Regions from separate parts of the Homo sapiens genome. Here region 2 is linked to region 1. A link is an interaction called in ENCODE POLR2A ChIA-PET data of the cell type or tissue named here. Cell type or tissue: PC-3. All regions are shown on one strand. Links, peaks and the distances in the headings refer to the core of each region. The heading gives the core; the rest is flanking DNA. Region 1 overlaps TSPAN15 (tetraspanin 15). Region 2 has its middle 19 kb from the start of FAM241B.

What was found. ChIA-PET counts read pairs that join two places held together with the same protein. Peaks named below come from ENCODE experiments on the same cell type or tissue, not always from the same donor. Only the 100,000 strongest peaks of a DNase experiment are listed, where the experiment ranks them.
Region 2: POLR2A ChIA-PET joins it to region 1 with 7 read pairs; 4 of 35 experiments call an interaction of 5 or more read pairs at or near these places.

The regions. Positions count from the first base shown.
Region 1 is chr10:69,466,970-69,470,969 of GRCh38, reverse strand. All of the region lies in intron 1 of TSPAN15 (tetraspanin 15), which reads right to left. Among named protein-coding and RNA genes, the nearest start is that of TSPAN15, 18 kb to the right of the region's middle. In PC-3, for the core only: no CTCF peak of the experiment used is centred there; a DNase peak (open chromatin) is centred at 2,059; H3K4me3 peaks cover 384 bases; H3K27ac peaks cover 1,199 bases.
Region 2 is chr10:69,643,568-69,654,773 of GRCh38, reverse strand. No RefSeq gene overlaps it. Among named protein-coding and RNA genes, the nearest start is that of FAM241B, 19 kb to the right of the region's middle. RefSeq lists an enhancer at 1,578-2,259. In PC-3, for the core only: no CTCF peak of the experiment used is centred there; no DNase peak of the experiment used is centred there.

The sequences.
Region 1 (4,000 bases), core at 1-4,000:
ACACGGATACATGAATAAGCATCCAAGCAGGCACCATGGCCTTGGGATGTGCCTGTGTTTTCAAGAAACAGCAAGGGGGACGGGGCTGCTGGAGAGGGAGCATGTAGGAGATGAGGCAGTGGGCTGATCAGGAGGGGACTCTGAGGCCACTGAGAAGACTTGACTTTTGCTCTGAGTGGATGGGAGGCACTGAAAGTTTGCAGAGAAGTGCTCTGTTCCAACTGTGATCTTTTTTTATTTTAAATAATTGAGATGGGGTCTTGCTATGTTGCCCAGGCTGGTCTCGGACTCCTGGGCTTGAGCAATCCTCCTGCCTTAGCCTCCCAAGTAGCACTTGCCACCATGCCTGGCTGTGATCTTTAAAAGAGTTGCTTGGACTGCTATGCCAAGAGACTGGGAGATGCAGGTGGGAGGGGCTGGTCAGGGAGCTACTGTGGTGACCAATGTGAGGTGACAGTGGCCTGGACCACAGTGGGCATGTGAAGGTGTCTAGAAGCAGGCAGTGTATTTTGAGGCTGGAATAGGGAAATAATTGAAATAATTTAAGCAGGGGAGTCTCACATTCAGATTAACTTTTAAAAGTTCTTTCACCAGGGTGTTTCACATCAGCCTATGTGTTCATCATCATGGGGAAAGGTGCCTTTGCAATGGAGAGGACTGGTCAAGTTCAGCCTGGCCAACCATGGTGTGGCCAGATAGCACACACCCCCTAATGTGATATTCCATACCTCCCGCTGCACACCCTGTGAAATGCTCCTGCAGGAAATGTGTGGCCTGAACCTAATCATGAGGAAGCTGTGAAGCTATGAAGCAACTCAGACATCCTACAGATCAAGTGGCCTGGAGGCTTCAAAGGACTCAAAAGAAGTAAGGATAGTCTAGCCTGGGGGAGATTAAAGAGACATAGAGCCAGAAGTAATGTACAAACCTTGGGTGGATCCTGAATTGGGTAAAATATCACCACAAAGAACATTTGGGGAATGAGGTGCTTTCCAATACCATCAGACAGTTCTTTGATTCTCTTGAGAGACCAGCTGGGTGTCGTACAATTTAATTCAACTCTGACACATTTACCTGGAGTTAGCATCAGATCCCACAGGTTAATGTGCTCAAGCCCACGAGATTAGGCTGGGCATGGTGGCTTATGCTTGTAATCCTAGCACTCTGGGAGGCCAAAGTGGACAGATTGCTTGAGCCCAGGAGTTTGAGACCAGCCTAGGCAACATGGCAAAATCTCATCTCTACAAAAAAATGCAAAAATTAGCTGGACGTGGTGGTGTCCACCTGTTGTCCCAGCTATTTAAAAAAATATTATTATTAAAAGTAATGGCAAAAACTGCAATTACTTTTGCACCAACCTAATACGTGGGAGGCTAAGGTGGGAGGATTTCTTGAGCCTGGGAGGTGGAGGTTTGCTTGAGCCTGGGAGGTAGAGGTTGCAGTGAGCCAAGATCAAGCCACTGCACTCCGGCCAACCTGGGTGACAGAGTAAGACTCTGTCTCAAAAGAGCCTACAAGATTGCCTGACCTTCAGATGCCAATCACAAGTCCAGGACTCAAAGTCTGGCTATAAGTCAGGGGTTCCCACAACCCCTTCTCCAAGTTTGATAATTTGCGCGAATGGCTCACAGAACTCAGGGTTACTTATATTAACCAGTGTATTACAAAGAATACAACTCAGGAACAGCCAGAGGGAGGAGATGCACTGGGCAAGGTGGGGAGGGAGCTCCCAGGCCCTCTCTGAGCCCACGCTCACCCCTTAACACCTCAGTGAGTTCCCAAACCCAGAAGCTCATCAAATCTCATTGTTCAAGAGTTTTTCTCTTCTACTGGTTGAGAGCTGGAAAAAAAAAAAAAGTTTTACATAGAGCTCAATCTCCAAGCCCCAACCCCCACCCCCACCCTCACCCTTTCTGTCCAGCCCTCTAATTATTTGGTGTTTCTGGTGATTCGCCCCATCCTAAGGCCGTCTAGGGCCTTACCCTAAGTCATCGCATCAGCGTAAACTCAGGTGTGACTAAACGGGCTCATTATTAATAACAAAAAGCATTCCTATCAGGAAATTCCAAGGGTTTTAAGAGCTCTGTGCCAGGAACTGGGGACAAAGAACAAACATATTTCTTACAACACAGGAATGTCATAAGAAATGTGGCCTGTATATAGGACTGAAAAGTTTGATTTCATGGTGATTTTTTTTTTTTAATCAGATGGACAGCAGTGGTGTGAGGAAGAATGCCCTTTCTGGGAAGGCGAATGCTGGGGTATTTAGAGGAGTGGGGTCACAACGACTGCAGCCTCCTTGTAGCTGGGTTGGCAAAAAAAGAAGTGGTGTATTTAGAGAGAGCTCTTAAGACAAGATGTTCACAACTGATAACTCAGAAGCAGGCAGATGTTCTTTGAATTCCTCCTTCCATTTTTCTGTGCGTTTAACTTTTTCAAAAAAAAAAAAAAGTCCATTTCCTCTATCGCAGCTTGATACAGAAAGTATTGATTAGGGGATACTCCAGCCACCTGATAATGCTCCCCATCTGGTATGAGAGAAGGGAGCTCTCTCGGCCCTACCCCAGCCTACCCCAAGCATCAGAACCAAGGAACAAAGAGCCACTGCCCTACACATCAGTGCACTGACTTGCCAAGAGCCATGACCCGGCCACACCAGGGCACACCGGGTCTCCCCAGGCAGGCTGTGGGCAGCCAGCTGGGGGTCTTTCAGTTCTTTAGAGCATCTTTCCCCAGTGCCTGACACAGGGCCCAGTGTGTGCACCTGGTGATTAAGGGTGGGGACTCAGGGAGTCTTGGGTCTGGCTTCCAGACACCGATCAGCTCTCCTAATGAGAACGTGGGGGAGGGGGGCGGGGGCTGGAGTCTCATGGGTGGGGACAGTTTTCCAGGCAAGCCTTTCCTAATTGGCTTTCTGAATTTCCCTTAAACAACAAAAGGAACCAGCTGGCCCCGGTAGGTCTTGGATCAGGTACAACGTAGGCAAGTAACACACGACAGTCCCCATCAGGACCCCAGATGCTATAACATTCAGGGCCTCAGAGGTCACCCCTCAAGTTTCAGATGCACTGGGACATTTTTTATGAAAAAGAAACCCAACGCAATGTATAAACTGTGATGCTGGGTCCTGATTTTTTTAAAGACACTATGAGAGATGTTTTAGGGACAATTAGATATGTTTTTGCATAAACTTAGTATTTTCTTAGGCATGATAATGGTGTTGTGGCTATAACTATATCCAAGAACATTCTTTCACCTTTTCTACAGCAACCAAGTTCTGTTTTCCAAGAAGAGGTGTGTGTGTGTGTGTGTGTGTGTGTGTGTGTGTGTGTTGTTTTGTTTTGTTTTGTTTAGAGGAGACAAGGTCTCACCCTATTGCCCAGGCTGGACTACAGTGGTGTGATCATAGCTCACTGCAGCCTCAACCTCTTGGGCTCAAGCGATCCTCCTGCCTCAGCCTCCCAAGTAGCTGGGACTGCAGGCACATGCCACCACACCTGGCTAAAGGAAGAGGTTTGTTTACTACAGGTTTGCGTCTTCCTTTGCCTAAAGCTTCAGACCAGATTCAGTGCCATCAGGAAAGTCTCAGTGGCCCCAGGCAAGGGTCAGCTCACCAGAGGCCTGGGTCTGGTGGCCTGTTCTGGCCTGGAATTAATGCCCAAACCAGATGTTTCACTAACTGCTACTTGGAGCTAAATACAGGCTGTAATGGGAACCTACCTATTACACATCCAAGTGCACCTATTAGGAAACAGGGTGCCGAGGGCTTTAGAACATGCCCCTCACTGCATGGGGAAGAGGCCTGGGGGAAGGGAGAAGGAGGGTCTCTTGTCACCTTAAATCCTTTTCTCCTCTGCTTTAAGAAAATCAGGACAAGAGAAGATGCATGCGACAAGCCAACATGACCATGAAACCCTGTGCAGAAAGTGGCAGCCGGGAAAGGAGGTAAAGGTCAGGAACGGGCTCCCAGAGGGCTGGCGCTGATGCGACCCAGCAAAGA
Region 2 (11,206 bases), core at 5,651-9,650, 180 kb before region 1:
TGACCCCAGCAGCTACGAACATCCTATCATCCCACCAACCCCAAGACTCCAGCCAAGGCCCAGATGACACTTTCATTCGTCTGGCTTGGGGTCGGGGCAATCCTGGAGTCAGTCCCTGTGCCAGACAGAAGGAATGCTCTGATTGCCCAGGCCTGGTTCCACTGAGTGAGAGCTGGCAGTGGGGGAGGGACAGCTCTTGGAGGAAAGCCTGGGGAGGGGAGTCAATATGGCCCAGGCCATCCTCACTGACTCCCCCGCAGAGGGGGCACCCCCTCCTCTCTGGGCCACCAAGCCTTCCATGCGTCCCTGTAGCAGTGACAGGCATACCCATCTGGATCCCCTGTAAGGCATGAGCTTCTCCAGTAGGGACCATAGGACAACATCTCATTGATCTGTGTATCCCAGCATTCTGCTGAGAACAGGGCATACAGTCACTGCTCAGCGAAGATGTATTGGATGAGGGCTTAAATCAGAGGGCTGCAGAAAAGAATGCTTTGGAGCATTCTAGAGCACATGCTTCAAGATCCATCTCAAGTGCCAGCTTGGTCATGGAGCAGGAGCCCACTTCATTTAGGTGTCTGTGTTCAAAACAACAGCAGCAGCAACAACAAAAGCTATCTCAGAGTGGTTTAAATAAAAAAAGGAATGTATTGTTCACATAAGCAGGGAAATTCAGAGGTAAAGTGAATGTCAGGACTGGTTTTGTTACAGGATCCTTGGGGTGTTGCTTTTCTGGCTGAAAACTTCTGTGGCTGGTGGTGCCTTTGCCCCAGTTTTGCTCAGGCCCACTGGGCTTGTTCTGCCCACTCAGCCTGGCAGTCTGCACTCAGTTTACACTACCAGCCTGGATCCCACACCTCCCAGGGAGACTGCGAGTCAGGTGTGGAGTAGTGAGGGGTATGTAAGCAAGTGTGGGGTCCAGCCACTGTGCACAGTCAGACACACGAGCTGCCGCTGTGGGGTGGGCAGCTCCAGGTGCCAGCAGGCACAGGTGCCGGCTCTCTGGGAGGCTGTGGCTGGACCAGGTGTACCACAAGCCGCTTCCCCAGCTGACACTGCAGAATGTGGTGGTGCCTAGAAGCTTGGAGATGCCAGGAACCGCAGGGCCCCAAAGAGGGAGTCACAGCCCTGGCTCAGGGAGCTCCCAGGTTTGGGGTCCCCAAAGGGCTGCAGCTGTTCTCTTCTTCTCTTCACCCACAACTTGGAGAGCAAGGGGCATGTTTCAGCCCTGTTTGTGTTACAGGTCTTTTAGCCTTGCCATTTGGGAAGTCCTCAGTTCTTGCCCTGTGTCCAGGAAGAATGAGGTACACAGACACGTGGAGGGTGAGCAAGATGAAGAGGAGCTTTACTGAGCAATGGAACAGCTCAGAGGAGACCCACAGTGAGCAACTCCCCTCTGTAGCCAGGGTGTCCATACAAGTGTTCAGCTCTCAGCAGAGAGGGTAGCTTCTCTCTACAGCTGTAATGCTGGTTGTCCCAACGTCTCTTCAGCTCTCAGCAGAGAGGATAGCTCCTCTCTGCAGCTGATTGTCCCATCCTCTCTCCATCTTCTAGTTGAGTCTCGCTGAGTCTGGGGTTTTTATGGGCTTGAGAAGGGAGGAAATGTGTGCTGATAGATCCATGCGCAGCCATGGGCAGGCCCAAGGAAAAGCACCACAAGTTTGCCCCTCTGGTTCACAGGACTGGTGGCCCAGCCCCCCGGCTTCAGGACCTCCCCAGCTTGAAGGTGTGTCTTCATCGGGGACCCACCCTCTTTTGCCCAGGAGCCTGTCTGCCTCCTGCCCCTGCTGAGGGCACCCAGGCCATTCATACCAAGGGGTGCCTGCAGGCCAGTGCTGAGCTGTCCTCACACCCTCTCAGCCTCTTTCTTGTGCTTGTCAGTGCCCAAAGTCCAGAGAGGGCTGAGGAGGCAGGGGGCTGGCACGTCAGCACTACCCTGAGTGTGTGCACACCCAGCTGGGCTGTGACAGCGCCGGGCTTGGTCCCATCCTTACTCTGAGATCGGAGTGGGTGCTGGTAGTGGGGAGAGGCCAGGCAGTGGAAGCAGACACCTTCAAGCCTGCAGGGATAAGGGGGGGCCTTCCTAGGCACCAGAGACTGCAGAGATGCCTGGGTCCACAGTCACAGCTGGGCGACTGCAGCTGTGCCCAGGAGGGCAGGACTCTTGCCTGCTCCTGGCCCCCAAAAGCATGGGGAGGCCAGGTCCACAGCAACAACTTGGGCAGCTGCAGCCACGCCCGGCTCCTGCCAGCTCTACCCTGGGCCCAGGTCTGCCTCAGGGCCCCTCTCTGCTGGCCCCTCTGCCTCTAACTGTGCTGCTCCCCCACCATCAGGTGACTCTGCCCGGCCCCATTGCAGTGGCCCCCAGGGCAGCGGACTCTGGGAGGCTCCCAGGGGCAGGCTCCAGGGACTGTCTGCCTCCTCCCTGCAGCAGAAGTGGGCGACAGTGGCAATGTAGAGGCAGAGTCCAGAGCGGCGGAGGCTCCAGGCCTGGCAGTGGGTCCCACTCAGCCACACAACTGTGAGAAAGGTGCAGTCAGCTGCCTCGGGTATGGGGGGCACAGGGGATGCAGGGCACAGGGATCCCACTGCCACCACTGCCACTCCCACATCTGCTCTTGTGGCCACCGCCTGCACCCCACTGCTGCAGCCAGTGCAATGGCAGCAGCCGCTCCGAGCAGCCCGCCGCTGCTAATCAGCTTGACCCAGGGGCTCAAAAATGTCACCAAGGACCTAGTTTCATTGTTTCACCTCTGCTTCTCATGGCTTTATCTTTATCATAAGGCTGACTTCCTGTGTGATCTCAAGGTGACTTTTAGAATCTCCCTTGACTACATGCTCATCTCTCACATCAGAGACAGAGACAAGAGACAAGAGAGAGAGAACCTCTCAGCAGGCAAAGCAGATGTCCCGAGATTCACTCTGATTGAACCACATGTCCACCCAGGAGCCAGTGGCCGAGGCCAAGAATGGAATATGCTGGCTGGTGTGAACCCAGCGGGATCCATTTCTACCAGAAGCTGGAGCAGAGTTCGCTGCGTCCGCAGCATAAGGGCTTTGTGCAGGACAGGTGGATCCTCAGGGAATAACAGGGCCCTGGGACGAAAGCAGAGGAGCAGGTCGTGGCAGCCAGAAAAGCCCAGTGTACCTTCCCCAGTCCCCAGGGTGCAGGCTGCTCACCCTGACTCTGAGCCCCCAGGAGCCCTGTTTCCTGCTTTCCCTGCACTGTTGTCACACGCACATTAGACTATGAACATGGTGACAGCAAGAACCACCACTTATTGACCTCTATATGCCCCAGTCTCAGGACTTTTCTCAGGCCTCGTACTTGACAGGCATTCGGCCAATGCTTGTTCAATGGCAAAACCCAGACAAAGCTGCCCATGCAGGACTCCCATGACATAGACGTCCCTCTGCCCAAAGTGGCCATAACAACTTCCTGTTTGTTTTAAAACATGGATGCTTATTCTTTTCCTTGCGTGATTTCTTAATTTGGGAAATGAAGTATGACTCCAGGAAGCGGGTTTGTAGGTGCCTCACTGCCTGTGCTTCCTGCTCCCGGCAGAGGTGGGACGGAGGTTTGCAGCTTCCTCCAGATGCCCACATCCCCCCGGGGTGGCGGATGACATAAATGTGGTTACTCCCAAGCCCAATCACGGCATCCATGCAGCAGAGACATTGGGGCAGCCCCAGGAAACCCAGCGTTGGGCACATCACAAGCTTGGACTCTGGGACTAAAAACAGCCTCAGGCAAGGATCAAAGAGTTCTTCCCACCGTGGAAGAAACCCCAGGGGACGTGAGCTCATCACATACTCTCCAGATGGGGGGTCTCCAGATGGGGGACGGGCTGGCTGGCCAAATGTCACTGTCTCCTTTGCTACATTCTTTATCTAGTCCACAGGGTTCCAATAGTGGCCGAAGACCCACAGCTTCGCCCCTACCCCACCAGCCTCATCAGGCCTGTCCTAGGGCCATGAGGGAAGAAAGGACCCGAGACTGGCTCCTAGGCCTCAGCCAGTCCATCAACCAAGGAAGTGCTCAGTCACATGCCCAAGGGGACCTGGAGACTGTAGTGGGCTACCCCCCAGACCTCCCTGCACAGACCAGCTGTGTAACCCCTTGCTCCTATTCCTCAACCTACCCTCCCCACTGCACCCCCACCCCCCAGGGCTGGCCAGTAGAAATAGGGCCAGAACATAAGAAATTGTTAGGAATTGAGTAGCATGCAGCCCCAAGACACACTCCTGCTCTTCTTCAAGGCAGCTGTAGACACCACTTACTCTTCAACCAATCTTTGTCTTGCCGCTTGAAAAGTGTAAACAAGGAGGGACAAGGCAGTCATAGCCCCAAGGAAGGGGCCGCAAGCTAGCACTGGTATCCTAGGAGCCAGGCAGCTGGAATTTGAGGAGAAAGCTGCAGGATGTCCGGCAGGTGGCCTCACTCCTCTGCACTTTCTAGGCATTGCCAAGGGCAAGAGCCGCAGGGAGATGTGGAAGGAGAGGGAAGCATTTTGCACTCCAGGCAGGGTTCAGGGCAAAGTGAACAGGAGTAAGGTCCATGTTCCTGACTTTGAGTGGAGGGTGGGGCAGAGGGGTGACACTCAGACACCCACTGCCACTGAGCCACCCTCACCCCTCAAAGACTTGTCTAAGATGCAGCAGCTCAGCTTCTGTCTGCTTTACTCATGGGGCTTCTGAACAAGAAGGCGAGGGGGATTCAAAGGGGTACACTGCACACGCTTTTGATGAGCATCTCTGGGGCTCCAGGGCTCCTACCGTGGCTGGGGAGGAAACTCAGGCTGGAGGGGAGTCATTGGAGGGCAGTGGGGGCAGTCAGGCAGAACTTCAAGAACCTCAGAGGGACATCTCCCCCTCAACCCTGTCCTCGCCCACAGGAAAGCACGGCACTGGGCAACAGCCAATGAGAGTGAAGGGCATGGGCTGCATTCCCTGGGGCTGTGTACAAATCCCACTTTTCAAAACCAGTTTCAGTTCCAGGCTTTGTCCTGTGGGGTGGTGGTGTGTCGGGGCTTTGGCCCGAGGGGAGCCAGCTGAAGGCACCTGGTGGGGTCAGGCTTCCTGCTGAGCCCCTCATCCAAGCAGGCCTGGGTCCCCCTTCAGAAGCCACCACAGCCAGGCCTGTTGGGGCTTTCATTTTTCTTTGGAAAATTCTTTAGGCTACTTTGCATTTATCCCCATAGACTGCTCCCCTCAACACACACACAAACACACACACAAACACACACATACTCATAAAACACAAGCAACCCACAAGGCCTTTCTATGCTACTGTGGATTCCCACCCATCCTTCTCAGTGTATGCACATTCCTTTGGGATAATTTTATGTATTGTGGATAAAAATTATGTGTGTATTTTTATCTTGCTCTGTCCACTGGATATATCACCTACATATTTTAATATGTAAACACTGAGTGATAGCACTGGCTATTTTAAAAAAGAAAACCTCGCCGGGCATGGTGGCTCACGCCTGTAATCCCAGCACTTTGGGAGGCCAAGGCGGGCAGATCATGAGGTCAAAAGATCGAGACCATCCTGGCCAACATGGTGAAACCCCGTCTCTACTAAAAATACAAAAATTAGCTGAGCATGGTGGTGCGCACCTGTAGTCCCAGCTACTCGGGAGGCTGAGGCAGGAGAATCGCTTGAACCTGGGAGGTGGAGGTTGCAGTGAGCTGAGATAGTGCCACTGCTCTCCAGCCTGGGCAACAGAGCAAGAATCCATCTCAAAAGAAAACAGAAAAAGAAAAAGAAAACAACTGGAGAAGGTGATGCCTTAACCCCAAATGATTCTTAAATGGGATTATTCAAGGCACTGCAGCCTGAGGGCCGGGGGTAGAGGAAGAGAAGAGAGGGTTGAAAATGCTAGTTCTGAAAAGCTCTAAGCACAGGGTGCGCCGGGTGTCCAAGGAGAAACAGCTGGCCCTGGTCCTGGGCCTAGGGCCTGTTCTGTCTGCCTCCTGGCCCCACCTCTCCTAGGTGAGGGAAATGGTGACACCTGGAAGCAGCCCCAGAAGCCTCCAGGGTGGGGCCTCAGCCAATCCCACCCCGAGGACGTCCCCTTGAGCACCATTCAGCCACAGAGGAGAAGACAGGCTCAGCAGACAGGGGCAGAGCCCAGATCCCTGCTGAAGGGTGGAGGGCCCAGGTTCCATAAAAAGGAAATGCAGGGCCCAGCACGGTGGCTCACACCTGTAATCCCAGCACTTTGGGAAGCCAAGACAGGTGGGCTACTTGAGCTCAGGAGTTCAAGACCAGCCTGGGCAACATGGCAAAATGCCATCCCTACAAAAAATACAAAAATTAGCTGGGTGTGGTGGCATATACCTGTGGTCCCAGCTACTCAAGAGGCTGAGGTAGGAGGATCACTTGAGCCCAGGATGTCGAGGCTGCAGTGAGCTGAGATCACACCACTGCACTCCAGTCTGGGCAACAGAGAGAGGCCTGTCTCTGGAAAAGAAAAAAAAAAACAAAAAAGAAATTCAGAAACTCAAAAGCAAAATTAGGCATAAAAGTGAAAACTTGTTTAGAATGAGAGAAGTCCAAACAAATAACAAGATTTAAGGAGCTGAGAAATTCCACAAACTTCGCGAAATTCAAAACAATATTCCAGACCCTGAATCTGCCTCTGCACCTTCCCAGCCACATGCTCCTCCATGCCCCACCTGCCACACTCCCCACCAGCAAAAGGGCCTGCTCAGGTCAACCCCAAACACTGCACCTTCTTGCCTAGCACAATAGGCAGGAAGAATGTGCCTGGAAGCCATTCCCACCCCACGATGGCCTTGACCTTGACCTTGACCATACATGGCAGTGCCACGAGCATGTAAATACATCTCCCTAAACCCAAATAGACTCCCCAACTCAGCATTCCCTTAGCCAGGTCCCAGTGGTTCCCTACCTGGCCACTTGTCAGTGCTCTTAACTGATTTCAGTTAAAGTACTTTATACAATTTTTACAAAAACATGTGACCATGTGGACCCATTATTGCTAGGGCCACCCCCAGAGCCTTGTGAGGCTCCAGTGCACCGAAGGGCCCCCAGGCTGAAGCTTCATCAGCTTCCGACGGCTCCACCCCTGCTGGGGACCATCACTCTTCACTGCACACTTTGTCTGGCTGGCTTCTGCTGCAGTGTAAATGTCACCTCCTCCTGACCCCTAGCCTAAAGTAGGCATATGCTGTTCTCTATCAAAGAACCTAGGTTTTGCCTGCGTGGTATTTTTCACAATTTGTAGCTATATCCTTGTGTATTTATTGTTTGATGTCTGTCTCTCCCACCAGACTGTTGTTCCCCAGAAGGCAGGGACCACATCTGTCTTGTCCACCATGGGTTTCCAAAACCTAGTGCCTATTAAGCCCCCATCCATAATGACAGGGTGAGTAAAAGGTGCGCCGCTTCATGATTCTGAGTTACACTTTGTAAGTGGCAGAGTAGGTGCTGGATGAGCTGCTCCCTCATCACCCGCCTCTGCTGAGCCATCTCCTCTCAACAGGAAAAGCTAACTGCCTGCTAAGTCCACGCACGCACAAAGATACAAAAACCTAAAATAAAACAACAGAAAGGAGGAAACGATACCAGGGATATCATGGGGAATCATCTATGGAACACCATCCCTTTATAATGTTTATTAGAAATATGAAAAATATCATACAAAATAGAGAAACATAAGAGCAGTGCTTCTGAACAAATCAATCGGGAAGTTCTGGAAGGCTCAAAAGTAAGCAAGACGGAGACACAGGGTGGAATGGGTTAAACCCACTATGCACACATGAAACACACTACATGATATAAACATTTCTTAGAAATATGAAATTCAGCTGGAAAATAGATTGGCCAAAGGCATAAGAAAGAGGAAGAAAGAGAGTGAAAGAGAGGGAGAGTGAAAGGGAGAAAGCAATCATTAAGAACTCAAAATTTAGCAAAATGAGAAAAGTTACCTAAAAGACTCATGATTCTCAGCCTGAGCTCATACCAGTCTGTCCTGTCTGCAGTGTGGCACATGTGAGGAACAGAACTTTCAGGCTTGTCATCAGCCTGACAATGCTCGTGTGGAGTTGGTTTTGGGCCTGGCACGGGAGTGGGGAGGCCACCAACCCTCATGCCACTCCACAGAAAGGCCTCCTGGGGCCTCAACTCTGCTCACTGGGAACTCTCACTCCCAGAGGGGAATCCAGGAGTCCAGGAGCAGAGAGCTGATATTCCTCCTGTCCCCAGGCCTGTTTCCATGGTGACAGCGACCCTCACGCTGTGAACACCAAGAAGGGAAGCCAGATCACAGGTCCTTGGAAGCAGAGCAAGCTCTCCCTCCTGGGGGCCTCCTTGCCAGCTCCTCTCAGCCCCAGCCCCCAGCCCCCAGCCCCCAGCACGGAAGTCCTTTGTCTCTAGCTGTGTCTGTAACTGCCTTGCTGCCCCTCGGCCTCCCCTCCAGCCCCCCTTCTCTGTCTGCCGAGTAGCACATGTTCTCCCGCCTCCTGATTGATCTACTCAGGGAGAATGGGGGGAAACGACTCTTTAATTAATCTCCTGCCTTAATTAATTATTGTAATGGCTTTCAACTTGGGGGGAACGAGGGCCACAATGTACTTAACATGTTTTTATGTCGACGAACACATTTTCTACTTTGCAGAGAAAGAAGAGGCCTGTTTTGGGTTTGGGGCTGCGGAGTGATTTATAAAGGGCATTAACACCAGAGGACTCCTGCTGCGGACTCATGGGTTGGCTTTCTCTGGTGACCAACTTTCACCCTCCACCTCTCCCTCTCCCTTCGAGCTCCCCCAGTCTGCCCACCTCTCATTCCTCCCTTTCCGGTACTTCTCCCTCTTCTAACCTACCTCTTTTGCCTGGATTCACTTTGCTCGTTATTCCCACCTCACCCTCTCACTCTCACTCTTTCTCCAAAGACCCTTAAGGAAAATGGCCGCCGAGCAGAAGCTCTGAGGGTTGGCGTGCATTGGCGGCATGGAACAAGTCAGGGGCCTGGAAGGACACTGTGGGCAGAAAAGGTGGGCACCGGGTCAGCTTTGGCCTGTTTCTCTGTGGTGACCACTCACGCACCCTATGAAAGGCGGAGAAGGTTACCAGGAATACCTCGTATAAATAAAATGCTTTCCAGGCCTCAGTGGCCCTGGGTGTGAAGCCCTTTGGAGAAGGCTTCAGGTTCGCCGTGAGTGGGGAAAACGCTGTCTGGGCTAGCGGAATTTCTGGAGAGAAGAAGAAGAAGTAAAGAAGAAAAACAGTCCCACAAATCACTCCTCAGTGAGGTGAGAGTATCCACGGCAACCCGCCCAGGGCTGAGCACCAAGGAGGCAGGAGATGTACCGTCACCATGGAAACCACATCCTAGAAACTCACTGGTATTGGTCCCTGTTTGCCTCTGCAGATGAGGTGCTGGGGGTGGGGGCTAGACCTGCAGGGTCCCTGGAGGAACTGGGACGAGGTGAGCGTGAGGAAAGAGATAAGAAGGGGCAGGAGAGATGAGCGAGGGGAGAGGACAGGAAGGAGAGATGGAGAGAGCGCAGGAAAGGTGAAGGGAGGAGGGGAAGTTCCCAGGAATGAGACAGCCTCTCTCAGGGGCATCCTGAGCTCTCTGGCCCTTCCCCAGCAGGGGACGAAGTGCCCTGTGCCAAGCGAGGGGGTGTGCCGGGGAGCTGAGCCAGGTGAAAAGGCCTGAGCTGAGGCCCAGGCTGAGTCTTGCTGTTGGAGAGAGGCACCCACCCATCCTGGCTGCTTTTATTCCATCTCTGGTTATCATCTAGTCAAGATGAGTAAATGGAGCACACCTGGGCGCCCATTCACTGCCCACACTGCAACCTTCCAAAGGGTCTGGGACCAGAGGAACCCAATGTGCGGTCTCCAGTCCCTCCCCTGCCCCTGGGTGCCCACGCACAAGCATGCCCGGGCGGGAGGGTGATTGGAAGCTGAGCTCCAAAGCTGGCCTCTTGCCCTAATTACACCCAGATCCCGGGTTGCCATTCTCTTTTTCTGGAAATTAAGTGGCAGCTGGGTGCCTAGCGCCACCTTCTGGCAGCCATGATCAGAAATGGCTGGTCCCAGCAGGACCTCCACAGCAGAGCCAGGGATCCGCTCTTCAAGCCAGGCGTCAAACTAGGACCCTCCACCAAACGCCCTTCGGATGGCCTGTGGGCCAGATGAACTGTTCAGTCAAAGAAGCCACAGAGCGCATCCAGTTTAGAGAACCAGCACCAGCTCTGACACTGATGGGCTGTGTGATCTTGGCAAGCCCGTTGCCTCACTGGCCTTCAGTGTCCCATCTGTGCAACAGAGGCTTGGGCCAAATTGCCCAGCAGAGGTCTGAGTGCCTTGACTCCAGCCAGAATCTAGTCCCTACCTGGGGTATTCTGTGGAGTCTGAGGGGAGAAGCTAGAACCCCTCCTCCAGTGTCCCTCAGAACCGCTCCATGGCCCGGGGGCTCTGTAAGCCCCACATGGTTCAAGGGGGCCCAGCACAGGCGGGTATCAGTTTCCTATCACCTTCCCCTTATCAGGCAGGCCCCGCCAAGAAGCGGGCAGAAATGGAAGCCGCAGGACACACAGCACCCACTGCAAGGCATGCCCCTGCCCTCCTCCTAGACCACGGCAGCCCCACCTGCCCTCCTCTGTAGTCTGAAAGAACCCCTGGACCACAAGGCTCCTAGAAATCGGCTAGAGGAGGAGGAGCACTGGAGAACTGGCATTCTCCCAGTTGATGCTGGCACCTCCTGCCCTTCCTCCATTTTCTGCAGGTGAAGCCCCACTTCAGGACAAGGGGCCAAGTGTACGATGCTTCCTCAGCACCTGTGACTGAGCACACGGCTACTGAGCTGCCTGCTGGCAATCAAGGGAGCCAGCCAGGGCTGCAGGAGGGGGGTCTAGAGGGGACTGTGGTCACCCTGGTGTCCTGGAAAGTCACTAGGTAAGTGAATAGAGGTTCTGAGTTGGAGAGCCAAGTTCAAATCACAGCTTTCCGTTAGTAGTTCCACAATCTCATGATGTCTTCTCATCTGCTAGTTGAAGAAAATGGCAGAATCTTCCTCTCAGCGTTCTGCTGAGGATTAAGCAAGGTCATGTATGTACAGCCCTTAGCAGCACTCATCGTCACAGACTCCAATTCAGAAGATTCCAGATTTGGGCCAGGCCAACTCTGACTCATCCCAATATTAAGAGCATGTTTAAAGTACAATCTTGA